Regions from separate parts of the Homo sapiens genome. Here region 1 is linked to region 2. The links are chromatin loops, found by intact Hi-C in ENCODE. Cell type or tissue: HCT116. All regions are shown on one strand. Links, peaks and the distances in the headings refer to the core of each region. The heading gives the core; the rest is flanking DNA. Region 1 overlaps ATG12 (autophagy related 12). Region 2 has its middle 82 kb from the start of CCDC112.

What was found. A loop is a pair of places that touch in the nucleus more often than their neighbours do. Peaks named below come from ENCODE experiments on the same cell type or tissue, not always from the same donor. Only the 100,000 strongest peaks of a DNase experiment are listed, where the experiment ranks them.
Region 1: it touches region 2 in a loop (3-fold over the local background); 3 of 110 quality-filtered maps call a loop at or near these places.

Annotation. Positions count from the first base shown.
Region 1 is chr5:115,826,359-115,836,286 of GRCh38, reverse strand. ATG12 (autophagy related 12) reads left to right here. Exons shown (of 4, transcript NM_004707.4): 3 at 3,623-3,685; 4 at 4,424-8,087. The coding sequence ends at 4,483. LOC124901049 (a long non-coding RNA gene) reads right to left here. Exons shown (of 2, transcript XR_007058908.1): 2 at 3,405-4,036. Among named protein-coding and RNA genes, the nearest start is that of ATG12, 10 kb to the left of the region's middle. In HCT116, for the core only: a CTCF peak has its summit at 4,944 (motif pointing right); no DNase peak of the experiment used is centred there.
Region 2 is chr5:115,373,174-115,383,240 of GRCh38, reverse strand. No RefSeq gene overlaps it. Among named protein-coding and RNA genes, the nearest start is that of CCDC112, 82 kb to the right of the region's middle. RefSeq lists an enhancer at 5,286-5,365. In HCT116, for the core only: a CTCF peak has its summit at 5,703; DNase peaks (open chromatin) are centred at 3,080, 3,450 and 5,480; H3K4me3 peaks cover 1,428 bases; H3K27ac peaks cover 1,348 bases.

The DNA.
Region 1 (9,928 bases), core at 1-8,000, 450 kb before region 2:
CCTGTATTCATTCAGTAACCTGAAAGGACTTGATTGATACCAATACATAGTAGGTTGAACCATATAAAATTGCCATCATTCAGCCATTTTACCCTATGAAAACAATTTCATAAGGGTTAAATTAAATCCTCTGTAGTGAATATGATTATCCTTTCCCATTTAAGCAATAGGAAACATAAGAATTATTTTGTCATTTTCCTAGATTAAACTAAAACTGATACCTCCTGAATTTTATCTAGCAAAATGGATGTTAAAGGAAAAAAAGTAATGCTAGGAATTCTGGGAAGATGGTGGAATCAGAAGGTACACGTGAATCTCTCTGAAATTCTCACAAAACTTAGTCAACTAGATAGCAAAACCAAAAACCCCTGATTAGTATTTGTAACAAAACTAGGTGATAAGGTATCCCCATGAGCCCCAAAACACATGTTGGTGGGGACAAACCACCAGCAACCACAGGACCTGCATGGTATCAGCATCTGTGCTGAAAGAAGCAGTAAGAAACAGGGTTGGCATCTGACGGCACTGAGAAAAGTAGAACCTCAAAAACGCTAATAGATCCTGACCGGGAAGTAAAGTGAGCCAATTTAAGAATAGAAGCTGACTAAGGAGTTTTGCCCTCTTCTGTAGCACGTGATGACAATACATTTGCACTAAGGACTTGAAGGGCTCAAACAATCTCAAAATGGACCCAGGAGGGCTCTGGGACCCCATACTGAGGAGAAATTTCAGGAAGTGAAATGAAAATTGAAAAGGGTAGGGACATGAGAAAGGAAGGAAAGAGAAAGACCAGATCAAAATGGTGGGGAACAGAGCCTGGAAAGCTCAAAGCAGGCCTCCATCGTTTTGAATAGTATACAAAAAACAACAAGGGGAGCTCTGTGAAGTTAGAAAAACTACCCTAATTCACCTCATTCTAAAAGTTGAGGAAAACTAATTTCACATAAAAACAATAACAGGAATAACAAGGTCAAATCCCGTACAGTGTTACAAGAAAAACGAGATGCGGAAAAGAACAGCATCCCTAGAGACGATGAAATCAAGCCAGAAATATACACCTATAAGACAAGTCGAAAATTGTAACCTTGTATTTCAAAATGAGCTAAAAACAATAAGATGGTATAAGACATGAAAGAAAAACGATCAGCATTAGTAAAACTAAGAAATGAAGCTCAGGAAAAGAATTAGAAATAAAAGAAAATTATTTCAGAAATGGAGACTAAAGTAGGAGGAACATAAACAACGGATAATATGTTAAGAAAAATAGAAGATGAAAAAAATTTAAAAAGTGAGTCAACCTTTGGACAAGAGTCTGTGAAGAAAACCAGAGCAAGGGAACAGAAAAAATACTGTAAAAATGTCATTTAAGGTAAGAGATTTGAAACTACATATTGAAAAAACATCTGAAGTACCTGAGAGTATCAACCCAGAATAATGAACATCAGGATGCATTCTGTTAAAATTACTGGACTTGAAATCATTTGGAAATGTAGGGGACGGGAAAGAGGGCATGACTTAGAAAGTTAGGCTGTCGTCAAACTTTGACAGCAAAGATGCTTAAGGAAAAAGTGTGAAATAAGGCTTTCATATCCTGCATAACTGACTTAATCGGGGCACAGACTATTAGCAGAAAATGCTATTCCAGTGAACCATGAGGAATCCACTAGACAGAGAGCTTTATAACCAGAATAACTAGAGACATCAATTTAAAGACTGCTGATTTAAAAGCAGAAAGAAAAAAAAGCTGATTTAAAGGCAAAGTAATTAATAAAACTAACTAATTTTGTCTGCCCAAGTTCTTGCAGTTTGGAAATAATACTTCCATGGAATTTTACTTTCACAAACCTGGAGTAACTACATGTACTTTAAAGTAACAAATTATACGCCACTTAGCGATTCTGCAGTGGAATTGATGATGTTAACCTGTTACTTATATAGAGCTTTATAGTATGCAAACAGATTTATGTCTTTCTGTCTTTTGAACTAACTGAATTGCTTTTTTAAAATTTCCAGTTAACACCTGTTACAAAATCACATTGAATGCCTTTGGTTGGTTCTCTGCTCCATCGAGTCTGCTGTTTTCTGTGAACACAACACCATCTTACTCTTTGTCTCCTTTGCCTGTGAAGTCCTGATTACTGCTTTCTTCACCTGGTTAAATCCTGCTTATTTCTTATTTCCCACAAAGCCATCACTGACCCTTTTGCTAGGCTAGAGTAGTGTACATTTCTGTACGCTACATACTTCATTAGATGTACTTTTCTCACCCGTATTTATTCATGTGTGTCTCTGCCTCTCCTACAGATTATAAGCTCATTGAGGGAAGAGATCACATTAATCTTCATAGTTCCATGTACAATTCTCAGCACATCATAGACACTGATAAACTAAGCTGTTATTGAGAGCCCTTCCCCTCATTTATAATGTACAAGAGTAAAATCTGGATTTGCTCATAAATTGTCAGGCACTGAACACAAATTATATCTGTATTACAAAAAATTCACATTATAATGCACATTGTTTTCTGTTACAGTTCTGAAATTTTTGTGCCAGAACTCTACTCAGCCATAACCACAAATTGATATTTCAGCATGAACTATTTAAAGATAATTTAACAATAACGTCTATTGAGTACATATACCAGGCACTGAAAGTTAGTGTATTATCTCATTTTGTCTTTCCTAACAGACCCAAGAGGTATAGGTCCTATTATTTTCCATATCTTACAAATAAAGAGGATGAGAGATTATTTGTAAAGCCAGGATTCAAACCCAGGTGTGTCTCAGAGCCTATACACTTAATCACCACACTATATTGGCTAAGAGAGATGCAAGCAATATTGATGGTTCATGGTTGGTGATCAAAATAGTATCTGTCAACCAACTATTCTGATACTTTTTTTTTTAAATACTAAGTTTAATCCAGGACATTTTAGTCCCAAATTTGGATATTAAAGGAAAACTAAATATGTTACCTGCAAATAAAGTTTTGTTTTCCAAAAAGAAAATTATTAAAGGGCACTTCAACACTGTGACTTTAAGTACTAGAAATATTTTAGTAAAAACAGACTAAACTGAAACATTGAGCAGTGAATCCTTTAAAGAGCAAGGTTATAAGGTTTTAATTGTTACTTTTTTTCCTGCTTCATTTGCCTGTAAGTGACTTTATTAAAAAACCTAAGTATATATGTCATACATTTACCCAAGGAAAGTGTACAAACTACCTTGAATATTAGACATATTGATTTTTGGCTGTGTGCCTGTGTAATTATCTTAGGAGAAATTCTTTGTGGGTAAGTGGGGACATTTTTACGATAATGTAATTTCTTGAATAGCCAGCTCTTCAAAAGCTATTTGTAAAAAATATTTAAAAGTTTCTTAGTTATACAAAGTTAGGAACCACTGTTCTAGGAACTGGAATTGTGTTATTTTTATTCCTCTGGAGGAAAAATGAGATCTTCGTAATGATCTCTTTAAATTGACTATTTAGAAAAGTTAGGAGTTCAGAGAAGCTTTCTTCAATTGTGAAAACAATACAAAATAGCTAGCTGATTGGAATGCAGAAAAATGCAGATTAATCAGGATACCATTAAACATCTCTGTTTTTCCTTCCTTTCTTGTAGTTTATTTATGTGAATCAGTCCTTTGCTCCTTCCCCAGACCAAGAAGTTGGAACTCTCTATGAGGTAAAAAAAAAAAAAAAAAAAAAAAAAAAAGAAAGAAATTACTGCTTTTTTTTCTTAATCGAGTATGCACATCTGTATAATATGTATATTGTGTAGTATTGTTAATTCACATTTTTATTTCAAGAGATGGCATGCCATTCTTAATTTTCTGGGGTAGAAAAGATGACTTTCTTGTTCTGTTATCTAACATCTTGATCATAGAAAGATATTAATAAATTATACAATGATTGAAGAACCAAGGAATAAATTACATTTCAAAGTCATCTTCATGATTCTCATAAAGTAAGGCTTTTTCTTTATCTACATTTGATTTCTTCTACATTGTTCTTATAATCTGTTATCCAAATCTGCCTACAAGAAATTGAGAAAACAGCATAAGAATGACTGTTTAACATCTTACAGAGTCATTGTAATAGTTATTAGAGTACACATACTAGCACCACTACTAGAAAACAGCTAAAATTACATATATTGTGGTTGGACATGTAGAGAAAGGACAAGATTAAAATACATAAGCTCATTCATGCCTAAGATGCTTAAAGGACAGATTTTATTAAACACTTAGGATTATTAATATGTGTCTGATAGAAACAGGCATCCTTTGAAAGAGATAGCCTGTAACATAGGTAACTTAATATACGTGTGTGGATATTTATGATACATGTGGCATTTATCTTCTTAGTTTCATCTAAGAATAATAAAAGATTGAGTTTGATTTATTGCCTTTTTTTTTTGTAGTGTTTTGGCAGTGATGGTAAACTGGTTTTACATTACTGCAAGTCTCAGGCGTGGGGATGAACCACAAAGAAAATCAACTTGCTACTACATGAAATGGATTTTCACGGAAGAGACAGCTCTGAAAAGTTTTGATGCTTGTGGCAAGAGACTTAACAGATGTGATCTATTTAGTATGTGTCTACTCTATGTTTATGCATAAGAAAACATCCATAGCATGAATGGACTCAGAAAAATGTGATTTGTATTAATGCACCAGTCATCATAAAAGATGGTCATGATAGTACACCCATTGCTCCTACTTGTTACTATTATTGCTGCAGATCTGCCTCCAAGGTTGAAAAGGAGACTAAGACTGTATAAACATCTTCATTGTCAGTTCTCAAAATGACTGAAATTGTTTTCATGGTAAAAGTTAATATACTAAAGGGTTCCTTTTTTTTTAATGTTTACATTTATCTCTATGTTTACCTTTTTAGTCACATTGACCTGCTGGCTGAATACCTCAAATAGTCCAGTAGAGGGCAGTCCACCAGGCAGAAAAGGTTAGGCGTTTTGGTTTCACATCTTTGCTGGGGAATAATAGGGGAAATGGCTGTTTTTGCTAATTTTTAGCTAATATCTAGCCAGGAGAGCAAGCACATAGGACAGACTGAAAGACTGTAATTTTACACAATACACATGGCTTAATTATTTTATTGGGATACAGAAAAATATAAATTCTGGACAAATAAGTCATATACCTGTTTTCAGTCCTAACATTTAAGGATTCTTGAGTCCCAATCACATAACTGTGGTGTTACTCTGTCATTTATATGGTGTCAAAAGCACTTGATGAGTAAACCCAGTAGCATCTTTTTGAGTGTTTCATAATGCATTTTCCAACTTGAAAACAATAATTGAAAAATAGCCTTATTGTATATTTTATGCCATGACTAAAAGTGCCATTTTTACTGATGCTATTAGACTGATAATTTCTTGAAGTGAAATTTAACCTTTTTTTCTCTTTAGTATTATGTTTATAATGCCATATTTTTAGAAAGCATTCCAGATCAGGCATGGTGGCTTACACCTGTAATCCCAGCACTTTGGAAGGCTGAGGTGTGGGGATTGCGTGAAGCCACAAGTTTGAGACCAGCCTGGTTAGCAAGGCAAGATCCCCAACTCTACAAAAAAATAAAAATTAAAAAAAAATTATTAGGCTGCAGAGGCAAGAGGATCCCCTGAGCCCAGAAGTTCAAGGGTATAGTGAGTCGTGATTGTACCACTGCATTCCTGCTGAGCAACAGAGTGAGACCCCATCTCAAAAAAGAAAAAAAAAGGCATTCTAGTAAATCGAATGTAATGTGAATGGAATTTCAAAACAGGATCTAAGATGGTATGTAGTAGAATTCAAAGTAATATCATTTTAAAGTTAAATGAGTATGGAAAAGGTCTGTTCTCTAGTTTTGTCCAGTTCAGTTTACTGAAGGAATATATTTAATTATATTCATATATTTAACAAATAAAAATATGTTGAATTTTCGTATTGTTTGCCACTGAGGGTTCAGATGATAGACCTCAAAAAATCGAAAATACTGGTTGAAATTTGTAGCATCCATTTAGTTATTCTTTTTGACCTAAATAACTTAATAGTTTATTAAATCTAAGGTTAGCTAAATATGTAGCTAACCTTATTTGTTTTCTTTCCTAACAACTCTGAAGAATACATAGGACTTTGCACTTTTTTTTTTTTTTTTTTTTTTTAAAGAGACAGCGTTTCGGTCTTGTTGCCCAGGCTGGACTGTAATGGCACAATCTTGGCTCATTGCAACCTCTACCTCCCGGGTTCAAGTGATTCTCCTGCCTCAGCCTCCTGAGTAGCTGGGATTACAGGCACCTGCCACCACACCCGCCTAATTTTTTGTTATTTTTAGTGGAGACAGGGTTTTACCATTTTGGCCAGGCTGGTCTCAAACTCCTGACTGACCTCAGGTGATCCACCCGCCTTGGCCTCCCAAAGTGCTGGGATTATAGGTGTGAGCCACCGTGCCGGGCCTGGACTTTGTACTTTTTCAAATCATATTTAATTATTTCTTGATCTTTACTCAAAGAATTATTCTGCGCTAAATTTGCAACATTAAACAATAATTAAGCCTGGATCCGATAAGTTATTGGGTGACTAGAACCTACAACACAATTTATTTTTAATTTAAACTCTCAAGTCTGATTAAACTTGGGGGAAAAACTGAACATTCAGGTGATATTTTAAATTTTCTTTGTGACTAAATAGATGTCATTAATATCATGCTTCATCTTACTGTGCATAGATGACCCATGGCACACAAAGTATATGTATAATATTGCAATATTGTACTTCCATCTTTAAAAGTATGCCAAAGACTTCATAATGAATTCACCATATTTAAGGAATAAGGCAAATTAATGTTTATCCGAAATCAAAATGAGATTGGATAATTCCTGGAATCTGATTTCTGTAAGTTTCAGTCCTAAAGGGACCTTAAATATCTACTAGAACGAAGTACAGTGTATTTCTCAGATTACATGACATTAGTCAACCAATTTAGTTGTAACACAAAGTGAGAAAGCCTTAGGTGTTGAAGGAGTGTGAAAATAAAAATCTCTTTTCATGCAGTTTCTGCTTCATTTTCCAAGGATTATAATATGCTGAGTAAACTTTTGGCACTAAGGAAGCCAGCTACAGGCCACGTAATGAAAACTATTCAGAAAACAGTTCAGCAAATACTACTATTTGAATACAGTTCAAATCGTATTTATATAAATACTCTGCCTACATTATTTAACCCAAACTGGATTATTCACCATTCTTTGAAGATGCCTTGTGTTTTCTGTTATCTACTTCTGCTCGTGCAGTTTACTTACACCTTCACCCTTTCAAATCCTAACTCTTCTTCAAGGCCTGATTCAGATTTTAACTTTTTAAAGGCTATCTGAATCATTCAAGGAGAAGATACCCTTTCTCTCATAAAAACACTTAGAGCAAACTACCACTATTAAATCACTTATTGCATACTGCCTCAGAGCCATGTGTCCAGTTATTCTGGTTTTTATCTGGTACCCACACACACATAATACTTAGTACATTTCCTTATATGTAAATAATTAGTAATGTAACACATCGAGTGAATGAAATTGTGATTAGCAAAGTATGACAGCTAAAAACAAAGGAAATTTTGTATAGTTTAAGTTTTTGTACAGCAGAAGGTAATGGAAAATATTTGCAACATATGACAGTGTTTTTAATGTCTTAAGTATATGAAGAATTTGTTTCAATTGGTAAGAAAAGACCAACTGAAAAATAGGCAAAACATACCAAATTTCGATTCACAAAAAGATACAAATGGCCAACAAAACATGAAACACCTTGAACCCCATTGGTTACAAAAAATACAAATAAAAACAATGCTGACTGACAATAAAAATAATGTACATCTTGCTATTAGCAGAGTTGTGGGGAAATCCTGTCATATTTTGGTGAATAGAATATGAGTTGGTATATCACTTTTAGGGGGCCATTTGGCAATATCAAAAACCTTGAAACGTAAGTATAAACTTCAGTTTGTTCGTATAACCTGTCATTCACATATTGAGTGCCTACTATGTCCTAAATATTGGAATAACACTAATAAAGCTCATAAGAGACTAATAAAGTCCCTGTTCTTGGAGTCACTTTCATGTTGACTCAAGGGGGTAGGACAGATTTTCAGATTTGAATTTAAATCTCGGAAGTTTTTAAAATAGAATTTTTAGAAATAATGGAAAGTAATTTGATACCTGATACTAGCTACTATACCCATGTTTTCGTATTTAATATTAATGAAAGATAAAACGTGAGTAAAATCTTTAGAGGAATCCTTATAAATCAATTCCCATAGTTCCTTCTGTCATAGCTGATACACATGAATCTAGGTTGATTACTTCTAGTGATAGACAAAAAGGATGTCCTGTCCATTTTGAGATGGCTCTATTTGTTTCATAACTGCCTTTCTTACAACATGGCAAAATCTGCCTCCTTGCTTCCTCCAAGTATTTGTTCCCAGTTCTTTTATCTACATCTACAAAACATACCTTTCCCCCTTTCCTGCCCCACTTTTCCCAAGTCTTGTCTTAAGAATGATAAATCCATCCCTATAGTTGCTTAGAATCTTGACTCTCTTCCAACCCAGTTTCAATCCATCAGCTTTACTACCCAAAGCAATCTACAGATTCAATGCAATTGCTACCAAAATACCAGTGACATTCTTCACTGACATAGAGAAAAAAAAATCTAAAATTTGTATGGAACCACAAAAGACCCAGAACAGCCAAAGCCATCCTGAGCAAAAATAGCAAAGCCAGAGGCATCACATTACTGGGCCTCAAATTATGTACTACAAAGCTATAGTAACAAAAACAGCATGATAGAAGCATAAAAACAAGACACAGACCAAGGGAACAGAATAGAGAACCCAGAAGTAAATCCATGTATTTACTTACAGTCAACTCTTTTGACAAAGACACTAAGAACATACATTGGGGAAAGGACAATCTCTTCTATAATAAATGGTGCAGGCAGAACTGAGTATCCAAATGCAGAAGAATGAAATTAGACCCCTCTCTCACCATATACAAAAATCAGAATAGATTAAAGACTTAAATGTAAGACTTGAAATTATGAAGAGAAAATTGGGGAAACCAAAAGTTTAAGCTGGGCAAAGATTTCTTGTAAGACCTCAAAAACACAACCAATGTGAAAATGAGCAAATGAGATGACATCAAGCTAAAAAGCTGCACAGCAGAGGAAACAAAGTGAAGAAATATGCTACAGAATGGGCAAAAATATTTGCAAACTACTCATCTGACAAGGAATTAAAAACGAATATATAAAGAGCTTAATAGCAAAAAAAAATTAAAAATAGGCAAAAGATCTGAATAGGTGTTTCTTAGAAGATATCAAAACGGGCAACAGGTATATGAAAAAATGCTCAACATCACTAATCACCAGGGAAATGCAAATCAAAACTAAATGAGCTATCACACCCCAGTTTAAATGACTTATCCAAAAGACAGGCAATAATGGATGCTGGTGAGGATGTGGAGAAAGAATACTTGTACACTGTTGGTGGGAGTGTAGATAACTAAAGCTACTAAGGAGAAGAGTATGAAGTTTCCTCAAAAAATGAAGAAAAGAACTACTGTGTAATCCAGCATTCTCACTGCTGGTTGTAAACCCAAAGGTAAGAAGATCTGTATATCGAGATACCTGCATTGCAGCAGTATGCACAATAGCCAAGATACATAATCAACCTGAGAGTCCATGCATGGATCAATGGATAAAGAAAGTGTACATGATGTCATCTTGAGCCCTAAAAAAGAATGAAATCCTGTTATTTGCAACATGGAACTGGAGGATATTGTGATGTTAAGTGAAAGAAGCCAGGCACAGAAAAACAAATAGCACATACTCTCATATGTGGGAGCCTAAAAAAAAAATGCTTTTAGGATTGG
Region 2 (10,067 bases), core at 716-8,715:
GTTGAGCCTATGGCATGGATGAAAAGAGTCCATCTATTTCTTAACTATTGCACAACTCTTAAAAAGTCCTTCCTGCCTCTGGCCTGCCATGGAGCAGAAGCACCAAACTGATTTTCTCCAGCAATGGCCCCAGGTAGACCTGGCAGCTGCCTACCTCATTTGCTTACTCTAGCTGGCTCTCTCATCACCAGTGCCTACAATTCATTGTTGTACTCTCTATATTTGTTTACCTGTCTCTCTGCATTTTCAGGCTGCCACAAAAAATAGACTAGACCTAAACTGATCAAATTTTGTTCTCAGGCACAAGAAGTTCTTCATTTAATGTAACCATTTCTCATTTTGCATCTGTTTCTCTGCTTAATTATTCATTAATTCGTGGAAGTAATCGACTGGTTTTGATACATTTCACACACTAATAAAGAGTTTCACATACATCTTAGGTTTGATTGGGGGCTTTCTGTTATCTTGAAACAGAAGTAGCCAATAATTTCAAATGAAGGTATCTTCATTTTCTAATGTATTTTAATAAAGTTTGGAATGTAAGTAGAGGCAAACAAGACAGTAATTACATGAAGTGAAAATTATCTTTTAGGCAAATATAATAGGTTAATATTGGTATCAAGAGACCAAAGGGACCATCTGTAAGTCCTTCACAGACCACCAGGGTTGCACTCAGTGAAACCCCTCTTCTTAATGATGCTCTGTCATGGTTTTGAAGGTTTATGGAAAAGAGAATTCTGTAACCTTTCTGGCAAACCCTCCTAGGTGTTAGAAATGCTGACTCAGGAAAACCTGCGTCTGTTAATTTTTCGCTTGAATTCTTCCTGCTGCAGGTAAAACCTAATTCTGTTTGCCTTTTTGCAGTGTGGGAGAAAAAAAGATGTTAAGATTGGATGCCTATAATCTCATCTAATGAGTAATAGATATAAGATTTGAACGAAGACCTGATTCTAAAGCATGCCTTATTTTTTTTTCTTAACCAATGAACTTCCTTGCCTAGTTAATGGGATTGTTCAGTACTACTTAGGGATTTATTTCCCTAAGTAGCTTGGATTAAAGGTAATGCCCACTATTGGCCATAAATCCTTGTGACTCTAGCTCTATTTCCAGGAGTCCAGGGCAGTAAGGCAGCCCACAGGCTGCCTTTGGAAATACTGGAAATGGAAGCAGAAGACTGTAATGCGTCATAGCCCAGTGTGCTTCCTGAGCTAGCTAGAAAACTCTGTCCCTGGGCACCCCAGGCCTTTGGTACAGTTTTACACTTTTTTTTTTTTTTTTTTTTGAGATGGATTCTCACACTATTGCTCAGGCTGGAGTGCATTAGTGCAATCTTGGCTCACTGCAACCTCCACTTCCCAGGTTCAAACAATTCTCCTACCACAACCTCCTGGGTAGCTGGGCTAATTTTTATATTTTTAGTAAGACGAGGTTTCATCCTGTTGGCTGGGCTGATCTCAAACTCCTGACTTCAAGTGATCTGCCAGCCTTGGCCTCCCAAAGTGCTGGGATTACAGGCGTGAGCCACTGCACTGGCCTACGCTTCTTATTACCATACACCACTCTGACATTTGAAAAGTGGTAAAAGTTAATCTGAGCTCAAGAATAGTAACTATCTTAGATCCTTTGTAAAATGAGGACAATAATAGTCCCCACTTCTTCATTCTAGTGAGGATCAATGCTGTATTACATATAAAGTGGTTGGAACAGAGCCCAGTAGATAGTCAGCTCTCAATAAAGCTTGCGTATGAATACTATTTTTAAATTGTTGCTTCTATTATTGTTATTGTTTGAGAGCAAAATATTTAAACACAGCTGCAGTTAATTAAGAACCTCCGTAGTGAGGTTCCTGACTGGCCAATGACTCAGCTACTAAGAGAAAGAGGAAACGCCAGTAGTTGCTGCTAAAACATGCACACCCTTACACAGGTGCCTGGAAACCCTGAGAATTTTATGCATTTACTTTAGCTTTTCCCAGAATTATATCCACTGTTTTAGAAAATTTTAACTTACTAATAAAATATTATTATACATGATTCTTGTCCCCAAAGTCTTCCTTTGAAGTACTCCTATTTATACCATATAGCTCTTAAGTTTCTCTGTTTGATGATAGCGTATTGATTATTCACATCCAGAGATTGTTTTTTATTGTGTTATATCTACTCTTGAGATTTTTAAAAATTCTTGTTTCTTTCTTCATGTTGTATAGTTTTGTTTCACATAAAGATCTATTATCTTGCATTAATGTTTCTTAAATACTGTTTTTTACACTTCTTAAAACTTAAAAACTTTTTTAAAAAATTATACTTTAAGTTCTGGGATACATGTGCAGAATGTGCAGGTTTCTTACATAGGTATACACATGCCATGGTGGTTTGCTGCACCTATCAAAAAAACTTTTAATTATATAAATGCACAAGCTGCATAAAATTATTTACTTACTATAAAAACCTCCAGAAATGTAAAAGGTCCTTATAAGCACTTGTCCATACTTTATTAGCTTCAAAATATTGAACACCTGTTTAAAGTTATAATTGTAGAAACTGTCTTATTTTAAGGTATATAACAAATAAAGCTCAGAAACACAATGGCGTTGTTATAACGTGTCACCTGACATTGTCAACAGTGGATTAATTAATAGGCGTGGTTTCTACAGGATCATTAGATAGATTTTGTATTCATTTTGATCAGATGTTCATCTCTACACAAAGTTCGAGGGGAGTGCAAATATGTCATGGGAGTATGCTACCATGCTGTACCTCCACCCCAGCCAGCCCCTACCCACTCCACCAACAGCCCTATATTTGTCGATGTGTGAACTTGCTTGAGCCGGGTGGACTAGAAAATACCTAAAGGGAGTTTATTAAGAAGAGAAATGATATGTTTCAGTTCTTGGTAGCAGTCTAGATGCTGGTGAATGTTAGGCCACCACCGTCCATATCGTGAACTCTCTGAGAGACAACTCTGGCATGGCAAATGACGTGTGATCATGTGCATTGACTCATGCAAATATAAGAAAATCATTGACAGCTCAAGACCCTACTTTCAGAAGATTGCATGGGAACTGCTAACAGGACCTTCCGAGTACCCTGCCAGCTCACACCTGTTAATTATGTACACCTGCCCAGGGCCAGCTGCCCATGTAGAAGGTTCAGAGGCAGGTCAAAACTCCACCTCTTTCGGCTTCTTCCGGCTGCTGAGTAGCAGGAACTAGCCTAATTAATCCTGATGCTTCCTAAGCATTTAGATTAGAGAAGTAAAAGGTATCAGGAAGTCAAAAGATTTCTTTGGAGTTTTTTGTTGTTGTTGTTGTTTTAACTTTAAGGTCCTACATAAACTGATGTTGAATTTATAGAAAATTTTGCTTTGGAGATTGAGATGAAAAGAGTCTGATTTCTGAGGTCTAATTATGACTAATCAAACCGCCACAGGCACTAGATCAGAGGAATGCATACCTCGTCAGCATGAAAGCAGCAGGTAGAAACAGCTGCTCTGTGCAAATTTATCTGGACTGATCACAGCAGAAGAAAAGGAACTAGGTTTATGTCAGGACCTGGGCCAGAGACCAGAGTGACTTTTTTTCTAGGAAATGGCAACAGTGCCAGCAATCTTTTAGCACAAGGTATAAGAAAAACTAGTCATGCTCTACCTGAAATAATTTTTTTAATTCATAATATTATTTATTCTGTTACTGGAAAAATAGACATATTCTTTCTTTCTTCACTAGCTGTAATTTATAGCAGGCAGGAAGAGAGTGCTGGATTCCTAAGGGTTCTCTAAGGAAGTCAACTGCAATTCCCCACTTTTGTGCCCATAAAACAGCATAACATTAAACAGTGGACAATACAGGGACTTTCAAGATCATGGTTCACAAACTCCCAACTTGATCACACATCTCATTCTATATGTTTGCCTGGAAGTCCACCTCTTAGACTATACAGTCTTTTCTTGAGCCATTTTTAAAGTGAAATTTTAACTGTACCTATGTGGAATTTTTCTGGATTTCTTCCCATCTACTCAGTATCAATATCTACTCCATATCCATCTACTCAATATCTACTCAGATCCCTGCCTTGGAAATTGGAAAATGGAAGATGGGAGTGGAAAACAATATCAATTCTTAGTTTTTGGAAGTGAACCAATTTGCTCAAATATTCATTCTTCCAGAATCAGTCTTGGAAATAACCACTAGCTACTCTATCAGATAGTTTGTGCTGCAAGATAAACTACCCTAAAACTTGTGGCTTAAAACATCCACTATTTATGTAGCTAGCAATTTTGCAGATCAGCAATTTCGACTGAGCCTAACTGGGCAGTTCTGGTCTTGACTAGGCTCAATTATGGGTCTGCCGGGTTGACTGGGACCCATAGGGTGGCCTCTTGGTCAACTTGTTGTTTCTTCATGTGGTCTCCTCACCTTCCAGCAGGCTAGCCCAGGCTTTTCCACACTGGGGCTGGCTGGGACACTAGAGAGAGAGCAGAAGTGTTCAAGACCTCCACAAGTCTTACCTTGGAACTAGCACAATATTATTTCCACCACATTCTATTGGTCAAGTCACAAAGCCAGCCCAGATTCAGGGCCAGCCTACCGCTTGATGGAAAGAGTTGCAGGGTCACATTACTAGGGGCACAGATGCAGGGAGTTATTACACTGTAGTCATCTTTGCAATCTACCACACATGTAATGGAGGAAAAGGGGATCCAAATAATTTTATCACAGGTGAATTTTCCATAGAAGAAAAATGAGCTGATAAATAAATTATATGGATTTGTACCTTTAAAATAGTAATAAGCAGTCATTCTTGCTAATATTAATGCCATGAAAACAAAAACTACAGGGGCAAATTCTCAGCTTAGTTTTAGTCTGGCTTCCCAGATTTTATACATGATAAATGGAAGACCTTTCCCCTTAATATAACTTTCATTTTCAATAGTTTGTATAGATTCTTATTGCAGGCTGGGTTTTCTGGGAAGTAGACTCTGAGGTGGAGTCGAGTGTAAAAAGTGTTTATTAGGGATTGTCTCTGGGATCAACACCTGTGGAGAAGTGAAGAAGGAGCAGAGGGAGGAGTTGAATGATCAGGCAGGTCCACAGCCTCAGTGGACCCTGTGGGAGCTCTGGATCTAAATGCCCTGTCAGAGTTGTCCCAGGTTAGGCCACTGTGGCTGGGCCTTTATAACCAACCCTTCCTCTGTCAGTCACTGGATGTGGGCGTCTTCTGGAAAGGACATAATCTTAGGCAAGGTGGCTTTCTGCATCTAAGGCATTTCCTGAAGGTGCCCACAGATGCTGTCTGCTAACAGCAAATTCTGGGGCTGAAGGCCCTTCCTTCCAGATCCATCACAATGCTAGTAGAATTATGATAAGAGTCTAGCTACATACAACTAATTTCATCTGCAGGAGAAGCTACATGACGCATCATGTGATGATATTTATTGACTCTGTTGTTTTCCTCAGAGGGTTTCAAATAGCTTCAAGAAGTGTAGCTGACTCATAGTGCTGTTACTTTCATTTTACTGCTGGGGCTGAGCAATAAGTAGTAGGCTAACTGAGGAATTTATCAGCCATCCATGCAAGTAACTTTCATGCATATTTCAGGCTTCCTCTTCTCCCTCTGAAAAGAGCATTAATTTCTGCCATCCTACCCTCTGGCCAACAATTTCTGACTTGGTGGATAGGGATGTGGCTCTTTCTCCCTCTTCTGTCTGGATCACAAATTACCTTCATCGTCATGAGTGAGTGAATTTGTGCTAAGGGAGGACGGGGGACCACAGATTATCCCAACTCTAAGGTAGTCATACATATAAAATGCTAAGCTTGGCAAATAAATCTATTGGAACTGATTGTGTACAATAGTATTACTTTTTTCTTTTTGTGAAGAAATGAAGCACGCTCCCTTGGTGAATTTAGAATAGGATTTGATTTTCAAAAACTGATTTACATACAACCTTTCAATCATCTTCTGTACATGTGGCTGGATTAAGAAAGCTTTAGTTGTACTTCCGGTCTGATTATGGGATTGCCCTTGTAAGGGCCTTTAAGTAGTCTTTGCTAAAGTTTGACCAGCCATAATGAGAGGCATAATTGTTTAGTGGTTAAGAGGCCAGGTTCTGGAGTCAGACAGACTTAGATTGCAATCCTCTCTCTGACGCTTTCTAGATGTGTGTTATTGGACAGATCAGTCAATCGCCTAAAGCCTCAGTTTCCTCCTCTATACAATGGGCATCATAATAGCTGCTCCCTCCTAAAAAGATTCAGTGAGGTGATGCCCACAAAGAGCCTGGAACGGTAGCTTACGCCTGTAATCCCATCACTTTGGGAGGCCGAGGTGGGCGGATCACGAGGTCAGGAGATCGAGACCACGGTGAAACCCCGTCTCTACTAAAAACACAAAAAATTAGCTGGGGGCGGTGGCGGGCGCCTGTAGTCCCAGCTACTCGGAGAGGCTGAGGTAGGAGAATGGCGTGAACCCGGGAGGCGGAGCTTGCATTGCAGTGAGCCGAGATCTTGCCACTGCAATCCAGCCTGGGCGACAGAGCGAGACTCTGTCTCAGAAAAAAAAAAAAAAGAGCCTGGAACAGGCCCCGGCACTATCAATCTTAGTTCCTTTTCTTTAGGATGAAGATGACAATGACGGTGAGACATTTGGTCTTTGCCTTCTGCTACATCCCCACAAACACTCCTCTTTATGGTCATCTTAATCTGGTGTTTCTTAATTTGTCTGATGCAGGAGATCTGAAGCAATAGGTAGCAGGTAGAGGTAAAAGAATATAGAGCAGACAAATGTATATTTGAAAATATATATTGAATAGATTCAGCTTTCAAAATAGCAAGATAGCATAGCATGGCTAAATTCTAGGAGAGTTACATTTTAAAAAATAGCTATGACTGTTTCAGTGCTACCTGAAAGCAGACACCTAAGGGAACATAGGGAGGGGTGTGGGGGTGCAGTGCCAGCCACCATGGGAGTGAATTTCTTGGGTTCAGGAACGGGGTCAGGGAGTCAGCAAGAGAACCAAAAGTCCAAAGTTTGTGGGCCTGTGGGAGGGACACAAAACCACAGGCTTCTTACGCCAGATCCACTGGTGGCTGCCAGTAGTGACAGATTGAGAGGGCTGACAATACACAAGGCAATTTGAGAAGGTTTCTAAATATAAGGACTTTTGACGTCATCCATGTAACCTCAGCTGTTCTATAATAAGGCTTAACCTTTGTCCACTCTGGCACAAGACTTCATATGTCACAACAGTTTGTCACAGAGAGGGACAATGCTAGATTTACAAACTATGAAGATATTTCAGGCTGGGCCTGGTGGCTCACGCTTGTAATCCCAGCACTTTGGGAGGCCGAGGTGGGTAGATCACCTGAGGTCAGGAGTTCAAGGCCAGCCTGGCCAACATGGTGAAACCCCCTCTCTAATAAAAACACAAAAATTAGCTGGGTGTGGTTGCACACACCTGTAATCCCACCTGCTCGGGAGGCTGAGGCAGGAGAATCACTTGAACCTGGGAACTGGAGGTTGCAGTGAGCCAAGATCACACCACTGCACTCCAGCCTGGGCAACAGAGTGAGACTCTGCCTCAAAAAATAAATAAATCAATCAATCAATAAAGATACTTCTTAGATATGAGCTTAATATTCTACAGTGGAAGAGAATATCTCCACTTTGGCCATAGTGATTTATTCATGCATTTCTAGTTTTGGTATACTCTAATTTAGTTGGCAGTGAGAGGAAACTGGTATGTTCTATTTTACCAAGCTGTTTCCTACGTTCATACTCAGGTTACCAACTTTCAAAGAGCTGGTTACCAACTTTCAAAGAACTGGAATTCAATGAAATGCATTAACATTGAAGCTATTAATTTATTCTTTCTTTGGCAATTTAGAAGAGCTTTGGGATCTGTTGGGATCTCATTGTTTCGTTATCACCATGTATTTCTTCAGGTTTAGAAGATGTAAGCAGCTGAGCCCAATATATGTCCAGAAGCTATCTTGTGAATATGTGCCTAGTATCTGATTCTAGACTTCATGCTACTTTCTCACAAAAGCATAAGCTTAGGAGCTACCTCTGGTCATTTGAGTCTTCTCCTTGTCTGGATTCAGAGTCAATAGGCTTCTCCCATTGAAGTAGCCCTCATTTTATGCCATCCCCAAGACATCTTAAAATGGAGCAACAGGCAGTACTCCTCAGGAAGGGAAATGTTGGGAAATGCTTTGCCTGGGGATCTCAGACCCACACGCCATCTCCAGGCCTTGTGACAGAAACCCTGGGCTTGAATATGGCCTACCTGGTGTTTCAATCTGATTCTGATAGCAGAACAGTGAAACTAGTCTGAAGGATTTCATTTTAAGCCTTCAAATAAAGTGTCAATCACTTTCAGCTAAGCAGTTTACAGTCACAAACAAACATGACCCGTATCTTCTAAGGTCTTTTGTATCAAAGTGTTTTTGTTATTTTTGTTCTAGCTGTCTTATTACTTTTCAAAAGTAGAAAAAATATGTAATCGAGTTCTTGATCCTGCAGTGTGTAGAATTTAACTATAAAGTGTGATACTTATTTTCTTGGATGGCTGATAAATGGACTGATTTCAAGTGGGAGTCCTAGGAGGGACTTGAGCAACACACCAAGTGTACAGTCACCTTTAAAAAGGTATGGTTTGCCAAAACAAAGATCTTAAAGGACTACACCACCTATCACTTGGCTTGTACACCTACTGAGAGCTGGCCAAATTCTTCCCCGGCTAGATAGCCAATAGGAACAAACTTCTCAGCTCCCTGCCTTGGTTCCTGACCTATCACCTGAGCATCTCATCTTGCCCTATTTGCTGCTCTTCCCCTAGCTGTTGACCTTCTAAGCATCTTAGCTATTGCCTGGCCTGCAGTCTCTGGCCTCACCTTTGCCCATCAGACCTGGTGCTTGATTGCTTCTCCCATTCCCTTGCCACCTACCTGGGACTCCAGTTTACACTCTGCTTGGATGACAGCTGCCCTCTGCTGCCTGTGGTAACACTTTCACCCAGTCTTTTCCCCAAGGCTAGTACATTTGTGGGGGTTGAGGGGTGCAGAGGGTACTCTTGGTTCAGGAAAAAGATACGGCTAAATTGGTTTCATAACAAAAATCTTTTAATGGATTCTAAACAGCTTTTACTGGTTCTGCAACATGTTTATTGTGAATTGAGTAGGTCCAACATTTTTTTCTTATCCACCGATTGGCAGACATCTATTGAGACCTACCAGGTGGCCAGTGCTAGGTTTGGCATTGGGAAGTTACCGTGTGATCTTAAACCCTGAGGAGGATGTAAGGGTGATCCCCTGGCTGTGAGATCCGTCTCCCCACATATGGAAGAGTTGACTGCACTTTTCTTTACGGTTGGCAGACAGTCTATTTTCCATCCCTAGTCCCTGTGGGCATCTCCTGAAGCTGTCAAAAAAGAGCCAACCTTCCCAGATAGACGGTTCCTGCATAAAGTGTATACACAACGTCAAATACAAAAACATGAAATAGAACTTTACATATAGTGTACTTAAGTCAGTTGCTAAAAATCAAGGGAGAGACTACATATATCTACGTGGTACCTCTGAAAAACACCCAAGAAAATGATAACATTGGTTGCTTCTGAAAGGGAATTGGATAGTTGGGAGTCGGGGGAAGAAGGGAAAATTTTCACTGTATATTCTTTTGTACCTTTTGAATTTTAAACCGTGTGAATATTATAGCTATTAACAAAACAAAACCGATTTTTAAATGTTAAGTTCTCAAAGAGGAGGGCAGGGGAGTGTTGGAATAAGTGGAGCTGCAATCTCTTCTTGTAACCTGCAGTCTTAAGCAAATTGATGAGAGATACCCAAGTGCAGATACAGAAGATAGATCCCTAGGAAATCATTGAACAAGGAAGCAGAACTCAGCCTTACGAATTATGCGTACTTTTTTTCCTGAAAAAAATATATCAAGATATCCCTCATAGATGTGTATGTGCTCAGGCCCCTTCAGCCCATGGCTGGGAAGCAGACAGGCATGCAGATGACGGGCTCAGGTCAAATGGTAAGGGGAAGCACCTGAAAGCCCTGG